Linked DNA regions of Homo sapiens: region 1 is linked to region 2. A link is a contact called in ENCODE Hi-C or POLR2A ChIA-PET data. All regions are on one chromosome and are shown on one strand. Each heading gives the region's core, a stretch centred on a gene start or an enhancer-like site at or near the end of the contact. The rest is flanking DNA. Distances are from core to core; before and after follow the strand shown. Region 1 has its middle 120 kb from the start of TMEM170B. Region 2 holds the start of TMEM14B-DT (TMEM14B divergent transcript).

Region 1 (5,789 bases), core at 2,331-4,830, 670 kb after region 2:
CAGGTGTTATGGTGGACGCCTGTAATCCCAGATACTCAAGAGGCTGAGGCAGGACAATCGCTTGAACCAGGAAGGTGGAGGTTACAATGAGCCGAGATTGCACCACTGTACTACAGCCTGGACAACAGAGCAAGACTCCATCTAAAAAAAAAAAAAAAAAAAAGGCGTTGCATAGAAAAGGAAGATTGTATGCAAAGACACAGTGGTGTGTTTGGGGGATGTTCAATAGGTCAGGGCATGAAAAACTTTAGCTCTGGACCTTGTTAGGGAGAAAGAAAAATGCCACAAGGCTTTTTGTACCTTTTATCTTTGTTCTTAACTTCATCTTTAAAATAATTAGATCAGGCCTGATTATGTTTAAGGTCTACTCCACTATTAAAATCCATAGTGACTGTTTCGTTAGATTGATAATACTCCCAGAAATGAATAATCCACTGCAGATGTTTCCTGAAATTATGCTCTATAATGTGTGGTGAGAGGCTCCTAGGAAGTTGGAGGCTCAGCCTAAAGTGGCCCACTTAGAAAAAAAAATTGTGAAGCATATTTGAAGTTTATTGTGTTTTATCTTAAAAGATCATGTACATCCTATTTCTGAATAGATCTGGCAGGATTTTCTTAATAAAGTGTTTTATTATTATTCACTGATGTCCCGGGAAGATAGGCCAGCCTCAGCCTTTAGATTTAATTATTTCCTGGTAGCTACTTACATAAACTCTGAGTAACAATGAAAGTCCATGCCTGGAACCTATTTTCTACTCTGAGTCTTCTCACTTGCCCACTCACTGCCAGCTTCACAGAGGCACAGTCTGAGCACCAGCTCTCTGCAGAAGTGAAATACAGTGGAACGTGGGGATGAGAAGAGGAGAGCAGCAAGAGTAGTTTCACTGGGTTAACTGATCTGTATCAACGTCCTGGGCTGGAGAGAATCAAGTAATGGCATGATGAGCCTTAGCATCTTAGCTGCTCACATATCACATTATTCACATCCACTTGGCTATATGAATTTTCTTTATAAAATAATATGAGAGGCCAGGCATGGTGGCTCATGCCAGTAATCCTAGCACTTTGTGAGGCCAAGGCGGGCAGATTGCCTGAGCTCAGGAGTTCGAGACCAGCCTGGGCAACGTGGTGAAACCCTGTCTCTACTAAAATACAAAAAAAATTAGCCGGGCATGGTGGTGGGCACCTGTAGTCCCAGCTACTCGGGAGGCTGAGGCAAGACAATTGCTTGAAACTGGGAGGTGGAAGTTGCAGTGAGCCGAGATTGAGCCACTGCACTTCAGCCTGGGCAACAGAGCAAGACTCTGGTCTCCAAAAAAAAAAGAATATGAGATATAAAATCCACATCATATTGCCTGAAAGAAAATCGCAACACACATTAATTAGATTCTTGGCAAAAGACTGAAAAAAATGTCCCAGAACTGTTGAAGCAAGTTATTTTTAGACAACTTTACTCTAAAATATGTTGGTTCCTCTGAATGAGTTCACAGCGTATACTGCATACCCCTTTGGTCTGATCCTCTTGAACAAAAACACCTCCATTTTTCCTTTTTATTACATAATAAAATAAAATGAGCAGTCTCCCAGCGCCATCCCAGAAGTACTCCTCCACTGAATGCTCTTTTTTTGTTGGCTTCTATCTACACATTTGCCTTCCTGTGAACCCTTTGCCCTACTTTTGTAACCTAAAGACATTAATAGAAACTTAAGTTCTTTCCACCATTCATTTTGTTTTTTGGTTGTCCCCATTTTTAACTCATGAGGTCACTCTGTGTTTCATCAGATTTCCTACACTGCAGCCTTCTGCTATTTTTCTACTAGAACAGCCGAGGACTAACACTTTATATGGCATTGCAAGGGAAGAAGGATTAAGCCATTGGTAGTTGCAGAGATCTGACTTGGTGATAAGAGATCTGCCAGTGATTAGAGACCCCACCTAGTTGGTCTTAAAATGGAATTAGTCCAGATGGTGCCAATGGGAATTAAGGGACTGCATGGTCCCAGAGCAAACACAATACCTGTCTTTTGGATGCTCTTAATCTCAGGGGCAAAGGAGGGAAATGGGGCTTTCAGAGGCTGAGCCACACATTCCCCCGTGATTATAGTGGTAAATACTTGTGATTTAAAGTGACTGTTTATCAGATACTAGAAATGTCTTTTAAATCCTTAAAGGAGTATAAAGGTCTGTTTGAGAGTCACGTGTTATGGAAATTAACAGGAGTTTTAAAGTCATTTATACATATTTCTGAGACTGCATCTACAAAGGTTTTCAATAATCTTCATTAAATATATATCTTTGGGACGAAACACAAGATTCATCTAGAAAACATGACTTGCGGATAAATATGTTTTCTTTGTGTACCTTTTTTGCTTACAGAACCTCTTCTATGTATAGCTGGACAAATTTCAGGCGCTATATGCAAATAGGCATACCAAGAGTGCTTACTTCTTTGTTTCCAGTTTCCTAGAATTTGGCATCAGAGTTAAAGTAGATTCTTGGTAAATGTACTGTTTTTAGGTACTAGGAAAATCAGAGGCTGTCTGTACTCACAAGGTTTTTCCCCTTAAATTTGTCCTTATCAACTTGTCTGATGACAGGAGGGGCATGGTGGCTCATGCCTGTAATCCCAGCATTTTGGGAGGCTGAAAAGGGAGGATTACTTGAGTCCAGGAGTTTGAGAACAGCCTGGGCATCATAGCAAGACTCTATTCTACCAAAAAATAATTTTTAAAAATTGTCTGATAACAGATCAATGTCCAGTCTTCAGCTTTAAGCTCAAATCTTTGGTGAAATGCACATAATCTGACTGAAATATTTTTTTGTATTGTTATTCATTATACTTTAATGTAAATGAACATTCTCAGAGACTTTGACAAGGAGTGGAGAGGAAAGCTCAGGGGACTGAGTTGCTGTGGGTGATAATGAGGAAAGCATCTCTGAGAGTGAAAATGAATACATCCTGACAGCTTAGTTCAACAGTTATTCATGGGGTGGCCTTGCTCTCGTTCATGAAACTAGTGCATTTCCTTCAAAGGGGAGGAGCTTCCAAACTTTAACATGCTATGTGTGCAAATAGGAATGGAATATATAGTGTCATGGAATCTAAGTCCAGCTGCCATTTTTGGAGGCTCCCTCTTGTGGGCATGCACCCATCTATGTCAATGTGGGCAAATCAAACTTGCCGCCATTAAGAAGTCTTAGACGCGTGCATATAATGCACGTTCTTCATGGTCAACTTTCTTACTGCTGGATGACAGAATTGACTTTTGAGGCTGAATGATGCCAAAATTTCTTGTCACATTACAGAGTTTGCATGTAGTTTTCCTTTCTTTCGATATCTTTGGTTTTGGTGTCAGGTAATACTGGTCTTATAGAAGAAAGCCTCTCATCTTTTATTTTTTGGAAAAGTTTACGAAGGGTTGGCATTCTTCTTTAAATGTTTGGTAGAATTCACCAGTGAAGCCACTTGCACCTGGGCTTTTCATTGTGAAAAGTTTTTGTTGTTGTTGTTAATTTTTATTACTATATGTGTAAGGAAAAAGAAAGATTAGTGGTTGCCTAGTGACCTCTAGGTAGTGACTAATTGCCTAGTGATTTCTAGGAGAAGCTCAGGGTTTCTTTTTGGGGTGATGAACATATTCTATAATTAGATTGTGGTAAGGTTGTGTAATTATGTGAATATACTAAAAATCACTGAATTGTTCACTTTAAATGAGCGAACTAGTATGTGAATTATATTTTTGTGAAGTCATTTAAAAAACAGGTATTGATTCTTTTCATCCTCTCTACTGCTTCTCTTGTTTCTATATTATTAATTTCTGCTTTCTTAAAACTTCTTTAGATTGCTCTTTCTTAAACTTAATTATATTTACTTTATTAATTAATTTAATTAAAATTACATGTTTACCTTTAAGAAGCACTTACAGCTAACATTTTTATAGGTAGTACTTTTATTCTGTTGTAAATATTTTTTAATTCTGTCATAAATGTCTATGTCCCTAAAATCATAGGCTTAAAATACGTAGGTATTTGAATATTTTGCAACATTTACTGTGATTTCCCTTTTTGTCCTCATGAGTTACCTAAGAAGACATGTCAAAAGTTTTCCAGATATGTTTGTGTTTCCTATCTCTTAGTGAATTTCAATTTTTGTTACCATGTGTACTTATCTTTACTCTTACTAATGCATTATGTCTGAAATTCTATTTTGTCTAATACTGATATTGTTACACAAAATTTCTTTGCTTATGTTAAAATAAAAACTTTAGACTAATTAAATTTGGCAGACTTTATTTGAGCAAAGAAAGATTCATGAATCAGGAAGCATTCAAGCCAGAAGGGGTTCAGAGAGCTCTGCCTAGCAATGCAAGCAGCAAGCTTTTACAGGCTGAACACAGAAGCAAAGTAGAGAAATCACCTGATTGGTTACAGGTAAACTTCAACTTTATTTGAACCTGGTGTGATGTGGCACTTTCCTGTTTGGGCATGGCATAATGAGTTGGCTGCCTGTGATTGGCTGAAACTCAGCTATTTGTTGAACTCCTAAATTAAGTTTCAGTTTGTTTACGCACTAAGTTAGGTTGCAGTTTGTTATGTAGGAATTCAAAGAATCAACACAGCCTCAGGCTAATGGCCTTCTACTTATTTAACAATTATTAATTGCAAGTTTTCACTTTTCCCATTACTTTCAATCTTTCTGTCTGATTGTGCTGGAGATTTTTAGTGTTTCTTATAGACATCAACTAGCTAGCTTACAAAGCTCTATCTGTTAGTTTCTGTCATTTATCAGATGCATTTAATTCATTTTCACTGTCATAATCACTGATATATTTGCATTTATTTCTACTACCCTATTTTCCTTTTACTATCCATTTTTATTGGATTTAAAAAATGTATTTCCATGCCTTCTTTTGGATAAAGCTGTTTTTTAATAATATCCTTCATGAATATTACCCCCCACTGTTGGCTTGGAAGCATTTCTATCATTTTAAGGTATTTCAATTACCATCTCTAATCTTCAACTATAATATTTTTCCTAACATCTAAATTTATTGAGAAAATTCCTGAATGTTACAAAACCCCTGGGTATATTTAACTACCTATTAAATAACTACCTCCTAGAGATTTTAAAGATTTCCCAAAATTGCTAAACTAGCTTTTAAAATTGTCAACATTAAATTAATAAACCGACAATTTGTTAATATTGTGTTTACCACTCTTTCTTGTATCCTATGTGCCTTCCCTCTGGGTCGACTTTTCTTTTTGCTTAAATATATCCTTTAATATTTGTGCTCATGAGCATCAATTAATGGTAAACTCTCTAGGCTCTTTAAGAGTCTAAAGGTCTAAAGTTGCCTTTGTCTTTTTTTTTTTTTTTTTTTTTTGAGATGGAGTCTCACTCTGTTGCCCAGGCTGGAGTGCACTGCTGTGGTCTCGGTTCACTGCAACCTCTGCCTCCCAAGTTCAAGCGATGCTCCTGCCTCAGCCTCCTGCGTAGATGGGACTACAGGCACGTGCCACCACCCCCAGCTCATTTTTTGTATTTTTAGTAGACACAGGTTTCCTCCGTATTAGCCAGTACGGTCTCAATCTCCCAACCTTATGATCCACCCCACCTCAGCATCCCAAACTGATGGGATTACAGGTGTGAGCCACCCCACCTGGCCTATTTCTTCTCATTTTTTAAATCATAGTTGGGGAATAAAACTTTAGTCTGAGTTAATTTTACTGAACATTTTGAGCATGATTCTTTCCTGAAATCCTCTGGTGACTGAAATCAGTGGGTTCT
Region 2 (5,637 bases), core at 2,575-5,074:
CACAGAGAGGGGTGGAGGTTGGGGCAGGTGGGGGATGGTGGCCCCTGAACATTGTATGAGGTAGGCTTTAGGTAGCAGGCATCTTCCACCAGATTTGCACCGTCTCTTGACAGCGTTTACTTATCCCATCTCTTTCCTCTTGCTTTTCACTGTCTCTTTAAATTGATTTAAATAAACTAAGAGATTCAAGCATTTTAATTTGATCTGTGAGCTTTTCTGCTCACTGATCTCTGAGGTAGTATACCTGGAGGCCATCGCATTTCCCACATGATAACAATTCATATCAAAATACGGAATCCATTTGGGGAAGTCAGGTAGATTGCTTCCCTTTTCTTCCTGAGAATGGATAGTCTGCATATAGTCTTAGCCGTCCATGTGTTGAATGATCAACTTTTCTATTTATGTAGAACAGGTTTTAATCACACATACACTCCTTCCTGATACAATTCCCCATGTGTAAGCATCCATCTCCACCTTCCTTGCTCCATTGTTTATCCGACAGCCATGAAGTGAGTGCTCACCATGTGTGCCAGGTGCTATCCTAGATTCTGAGGGCTAAAAGGAAAAACACAACCCTTCTGAAAGACACAGCTTTGGTAAATAAATTAACATATTGAATGCAATGGCCTGGGGCAGTCATGGGCAGCTTGACTGATTAGTGAAATGTTGAGTTTTTGAATGACACAGGGCCCATGATGTCAACTCAATTTTTCATTTTTCTTTTCTTTTTTTTGGAAATGGAGTCTCCCTCTGTCACCCAGGCTGGAGTGCAGTAGAGTGATCTCGGCTTACTACAACCTCTGCCTCCTAGGTTCAAGCGATTCTTCCATCTCAGCCTCCTGAGTAGCTGGGATTACAGGCGTGCACCATCACACCCGGCTATTTTTTTTTTTTTGTATTGTTAGTAGAGACAGCGTTTCACCATGTTGGCCAGGCTAGTCTCGAACTCCTGACCTCAGGTGATCCATGTGCCTCAGCCTCCCAAAGTGATGGGATTACAGGCGTGAGCCACCGCTCACAGCCTATTTCAGATTTTAAAAGACTCTTCACTGCAAGAAACAAATGCAACTCTGGATGTCCTAAGCTTCAACAGAGGACGTGGGGGTAAGTACATGAGAAGGACACAGGTGTATCTGGCTGAGGCCAAGGCAGGAAGAACCAGAGCCAGGGTACAGCCAGGGCAAACTGTACATGTGGCCTTTGTTCTCCTGTCTGCCGACCACCCCTCTCATTTCTCACTCCACATCTACTTGTCCATTCAACACATGTTTACTGAGTACTGGTTATGGGCCAGGCACTGTGCTAAATGCTGCATAAATATCATCACTCCCATGAAACAAACATGCAAAAAAGGGGGAGGTAGGCTCTACGATGATTAAGCCAGTTACAGAGCAGGTTAGCAGGGAATTGTCATGGAAGGAAAGATGCTGTCGGGGGAAATGCAGATGAGTTGAAGTTTTAAATCAGGTGATTAGGGAAGGTCTCTCTGAGAAGTGACATTTGCGTAAAGACAGAAAGGAGGAGAGGGCGTGAACCAGGAGATTGTCTGGGGAGGCGTTCCAGGCAGATGAAGCAGCTGAGGGCAAGAAGGAAACACAAGTGAGGGGGAAAGAGAAGATGCTGATGTCAGGGAGGAGGATGTGTGGGGCTTTGCAAAGCACTGCCTGAGAAAAGGGGTGCCACCAGAGGGTTTTGGGGAGAGAAATGGCACAGTCAGACTTCTAACCCAAGTGCTCTGGTCACTGTGTTGAGAACAGACTAAGAGACAGAAAAAAGACTCTTCACTGCAAGAAACAAATGCAGAGTTAGGACAGCTCTGCCATTTGCTGTGTGACCTTGTAGTCTGTGCCTCAATTTCTTCCATGTGTAAAGCAGGAGATAATCATAGTCGTCACTGCACAGAGTTGGTATGAAGTGTAAGTTAGTTAACATATGTAAAGCGCTTCCAACAGTGGCAGATAATAAGAACTGCATATGCTTCTGCTAATATTTTTATGGCTCCAATGAATATGATCCAGAAGTAGATGGCAGATAGGTTAGGTTAAGAAAATAGGCGGTTTTTTTTTTATGATTTCATTTATTTCTTGGGGAAAGAGTTATTGACCTTGCTCTTCAAACAAACCTATAAAATACTCCCAAAGATGTAGAAATTGGTATTGTAGACACTTGATAGACATGAATTACCTGGGCAGACTGCAACTTGGGATTTGTTTTTGACGTTTTTGTTCAGGGACTTCTTAATTTGTAAAGTCAACACATTCAGGCTCCAAAAATGCTAAACTAATGCTTACATTGAAGCTCAATTCCCTTTCTTCATGAGCTCTTGTGTTGTGGGAGATGATCTCTACTGCTCTTGCTGTGTGAGTACACACCTGTGTGTGTACCTGTGTTTGTCTACCAGACACAATTCTTACTCAAAGCCTCTTTGTGGGAAAAACAAAACAAAACACCCAAACCTACTGATAGGCCTCAGTGACCAAAGACTAGAAACTTAACATTCCCTGACATAATTTTGATTACACCCTTTTGACACATTTGTGTTCCAGGGTTCCGATAATTCAGTGGGCCCCCAGTGAAGAGCTAAGCTATCTCCTAACAACGTTAATGCCAACTAGAAATATTCCCAAACACAAATCATTGATTGTTTTACTCTGGTACTAATTGAAATAGAGCAGAAACCAATTTCTTTAATTTATTTTATGACATGTTTTGATGGACTTTACCTACACAGAAGAGCTATGTGTTCTGGTTGAGGAACGACACTGCAAGAAGCAGCATATGGTAGAATTAAGGACGCAGGCTTTGACATTAGACCTTACTTTAAATAATAGCTCTACCAGTGACCAGGACTGTAGGTAATTTAATTCTCTGAGGTTCAGCCTCTTCAAGTATAAGGTGGGGAAGGGCTCGAGGATCATGGTGGATGATCCTAATTAAGGTTTGAGGCTTGCACCTGCATAGGGAAGAATGAGTCCCTAAAGCCATTCCCTGCTGGTTAAGACAAGTCTCATTAATTGTTCAGGAAAGTCTTCAATTAAATTGAAGGTCTGGCATACTGCAATTCCTGCAAGTTCTTAGTTATTATCAGCTCTGGCTGGTTAGAAGCAGCTATGATAAACACGGGCTTCAATTTAGCTATCTGGAAGGTAGGTGCTGCTGCAAGTGGAAAGTTTGTCTTTAAGAATATGCGCTGCAATTTGCTTTATTCACTGATGATTATATTGATCGGAGTTGTCTATGTTGATACTTGTAGGGGATGAAGGAGAGGGAGAAGTCAACGATGACAGCAAATTTTAGTGTAGAGCAACTGAGCGAATGGTGGTGCAGGAAACACAGAAGAGGAGCGGCTCGGAAGTGGGAATGGAGATAACATCATACTGTGGACATTCGGAATCCACAGAGCTGCGTGGAAATCAGATTTAACTTGCTCTCTCTCCCCATTTAAGATGCTTCTCAAGTAGCCTCACTCCCTAAAACAAACGGATATTTGGCATTGCGCCACATTATTCTGCAGCTGCCATATTTTCTTGCAGGTGGAAGGCAGGCCCTTCCTGGTGTAAACAAACAAGATCGGGCCAGAGTGACAATCCTCCCTGATGGCCCGCACCTGGTTTATACCCTCTATTAATGGGGTCCTTCAAAATCATCAGATGCCCTCCTCCCGCAGCGGTGGCCTCCACCTCTGGCCTGGCCCAGCTTACGTGGTCCAGCTTGTGCAAGATCCAATTCCAACTCCGGGTTTCCGGCTTTTGGCCACTCAGGATTGGACCTGGGACTGGAGCTGGTCGGCCCTGCAGGTGCTGGGCCTGGGGACTGAGGAAGCACAGAGATTCCCCGCCCGGTTCCCCGCCAACGGCGCTAGCCGCGATGCCCCGCCTCACTCCCCGCCCCCGGGATGCAGGGCGCGTGCTGGTAATCCGCGGCTCAAGCCCCGCCCCCACTGTCCCCATTCTCCGCTCACCTCTCTCCAAGGACACTGCGCACGCGCCACGACGTCCCGCCTTTCTCCCCGCCCTGCCGCGGCCCCGGGGCGCAGCGCGCACGCAATCGCGTTTCCGGAGAGACCTGGCTGCTGTGTCCCGCGGCTTGCGCTCCGTAGTGGACTCCGCGGGCCTTCGGCAGGTCGGTGCAGGTCTTTGGAGAGTATTGTTTTTATTTTCTGCCACTTTTAACTTTTAGGGATTATTTAGGAGTTTCACGGCCGTCTGCTTTTCGTCCCCCCGATTCAGCGGGCCTTTATGCCGTGTGGTCGGTGCTTTTCTCCTTGGGTATTTTCTGCTTGTCTTAAAAGAGGCTGTGGATGCTCGGAGCACCTGAGCTCCTGAGGCAAAGGCTTACCCTTGTAGCATAGTGTTGCCTCGTTTCCTGGTGGTTTTGTTGCTCCAGCTCTTTAAAAGCCTCCCTTACTCAGTGCCGCCTCGAGTTAAGAACTGTGGGCAAGATCCCAAGCCCGCTGCCCTTCCCCGTTTTATGGGAAATTAATTCTTTCTTTTTTTGGGGGGTGGGGAGGGGTTCTCGCTGTGTCGCCCAGCCTGGAGTGCAGTAGCCTGAATATGTCTTATTGCAGCCTCTGCCTCCTGGGCTCAAGCCATCCTCCCACCTCAGCCTCCCAAGTAGCTGGGATTACAGGTGCATGCCATCATGCCCGATTTGTGTGTGTGTGTGTGTGTTTTAATAGAATATGGGTTTCACCATGTTGACCAAGCTGTTCTCGAACTCCTAACCTCAGGTAATCCGCCTGCCTGGGCCTCCCAAAGTACTGGGATTACAGGCGTGAGCCACTTTGCCTGGCCTAATTCTTTAAACAGAATAAACGGCGTATGCATTGCTTTCCATCTTGTTAGGTTCACTGCATACAGAATACTTTTCTGTAAGAAAATAGGAGCTGTTTTTCCAAGGGTGCAATGTCACATGTGATTCTGACTTGAGTTTCCGTGTATTTTACCCTCCCCTTCTGCCCTCCTAACGAGAACTGTGAGTTGGATGCAGAAGTTTCTAAAAAAAAAAATTGAGTATTGAAATTGGCTGTTGCATCAGTGAAGAAAAGCAACATCCCTACCACCCCTCAAAAGAGACATTAAAGTAGTTGGATTAAGGGCACGGGAGTATTTGCTTTCCGATTTAGTGATAATGTGAGTGCTTAATGAAATGACTAACACATTCCCTGATTATAGAGCTGGTCAGTGGATCTTGCTGAGTTTCCTGTGGACCTATGTGAAATGATCGGCATCTGTTCAGGGTTTACTAGGTGCTAAGCACCTTTACATGTGACATCCATTGAATGCTCACAACACCCCCAGGAAATTGGTACCAGTGTTATCCTCATGGTACAGTGAAGGATACTGAGACTTAGGTTGCATAGCCTGCAGGTTGGACACACTTCTTTCTGACTGCTGGGGAGCTGTGCTTTTAACCACTGCTGATCCGGCTTGTTTTCCCCAGATGCAGGCCTGGGGTAGTCTCCTTTCTGGACTGAGAAGAGAAGAATGGAGAAGCCCCTCTTCCCATTGTGAGTAGACAGTAAATGGTTAGAGAGTAGCCAGGAGCTTCTGGAAACCAGAGTTCCTTTCCTCAGCTGAAAAGAACCCTAAGAGTAGACTGCCTGGGATGGCGTGCGGGATGGGAGGATCACTGGAC

The links. Hi-C counts contacts between places; a loop is a spot of excess contacts on that map. ChIA-PET counts read pairs that join two places held with the same protein, here RNA polymerase II (POLR2A). Pooled maps may share reads with other maps.
Region 1: a loop to region 2 is called in a pooled map, with 1.8 times the contacts of the local background. The contact joins the enhancer-like site here to the promoter of TMEM14B-DT in region 2. A Hi-C loop is called at or near these places in 1 of 50 pooled maps. POLR2A ChIA-PET finds 5 or more read pairs at or near these places in 2 of 52 experiments (OCI-LY7 and activated CD8-positive, alpha-beta T cell).

Annotation. Positions count from the first base shown.
Region 1 is chr6:11,410,316-11,416,104 of GRCh38, forward strand. No RefSeq gene overlaps it. Among named protein-coding and RNA genes, the nearest start is that of TMEM170B, 120 kb to the right of the region's middle. Within about 2 kb of position 3,581, at least 3 of the 41 ENCODE cell types and tissues checked have a DNase peak (open chromatin) inside an H3K27ac peak, as active enhancers do.
Region 2 is chr6:10,743,760-10,749,396 of GRCh38, forward strand. TMEM14B-DT (TMEM14B divergent transcript) reads right to left here and starts at 3,825. Exons shown (of 2, transcript NR_187231.1): 1 at 3,702-3,825; 2 at 1-555. TMEM14B (transmembrane protein 14B) reads left to right here and starts at 4,046. Exons shown (of 6, transcript NM_030969.5): 1 at 4,046-4,122; 2 at 5,443-5,509. The coding sequence starts at 5,487. RefSeq lists an enhancer at 3,606-3,655 and silencers at 3,776-4,005, 3,840-4,060, 4,016-4,075.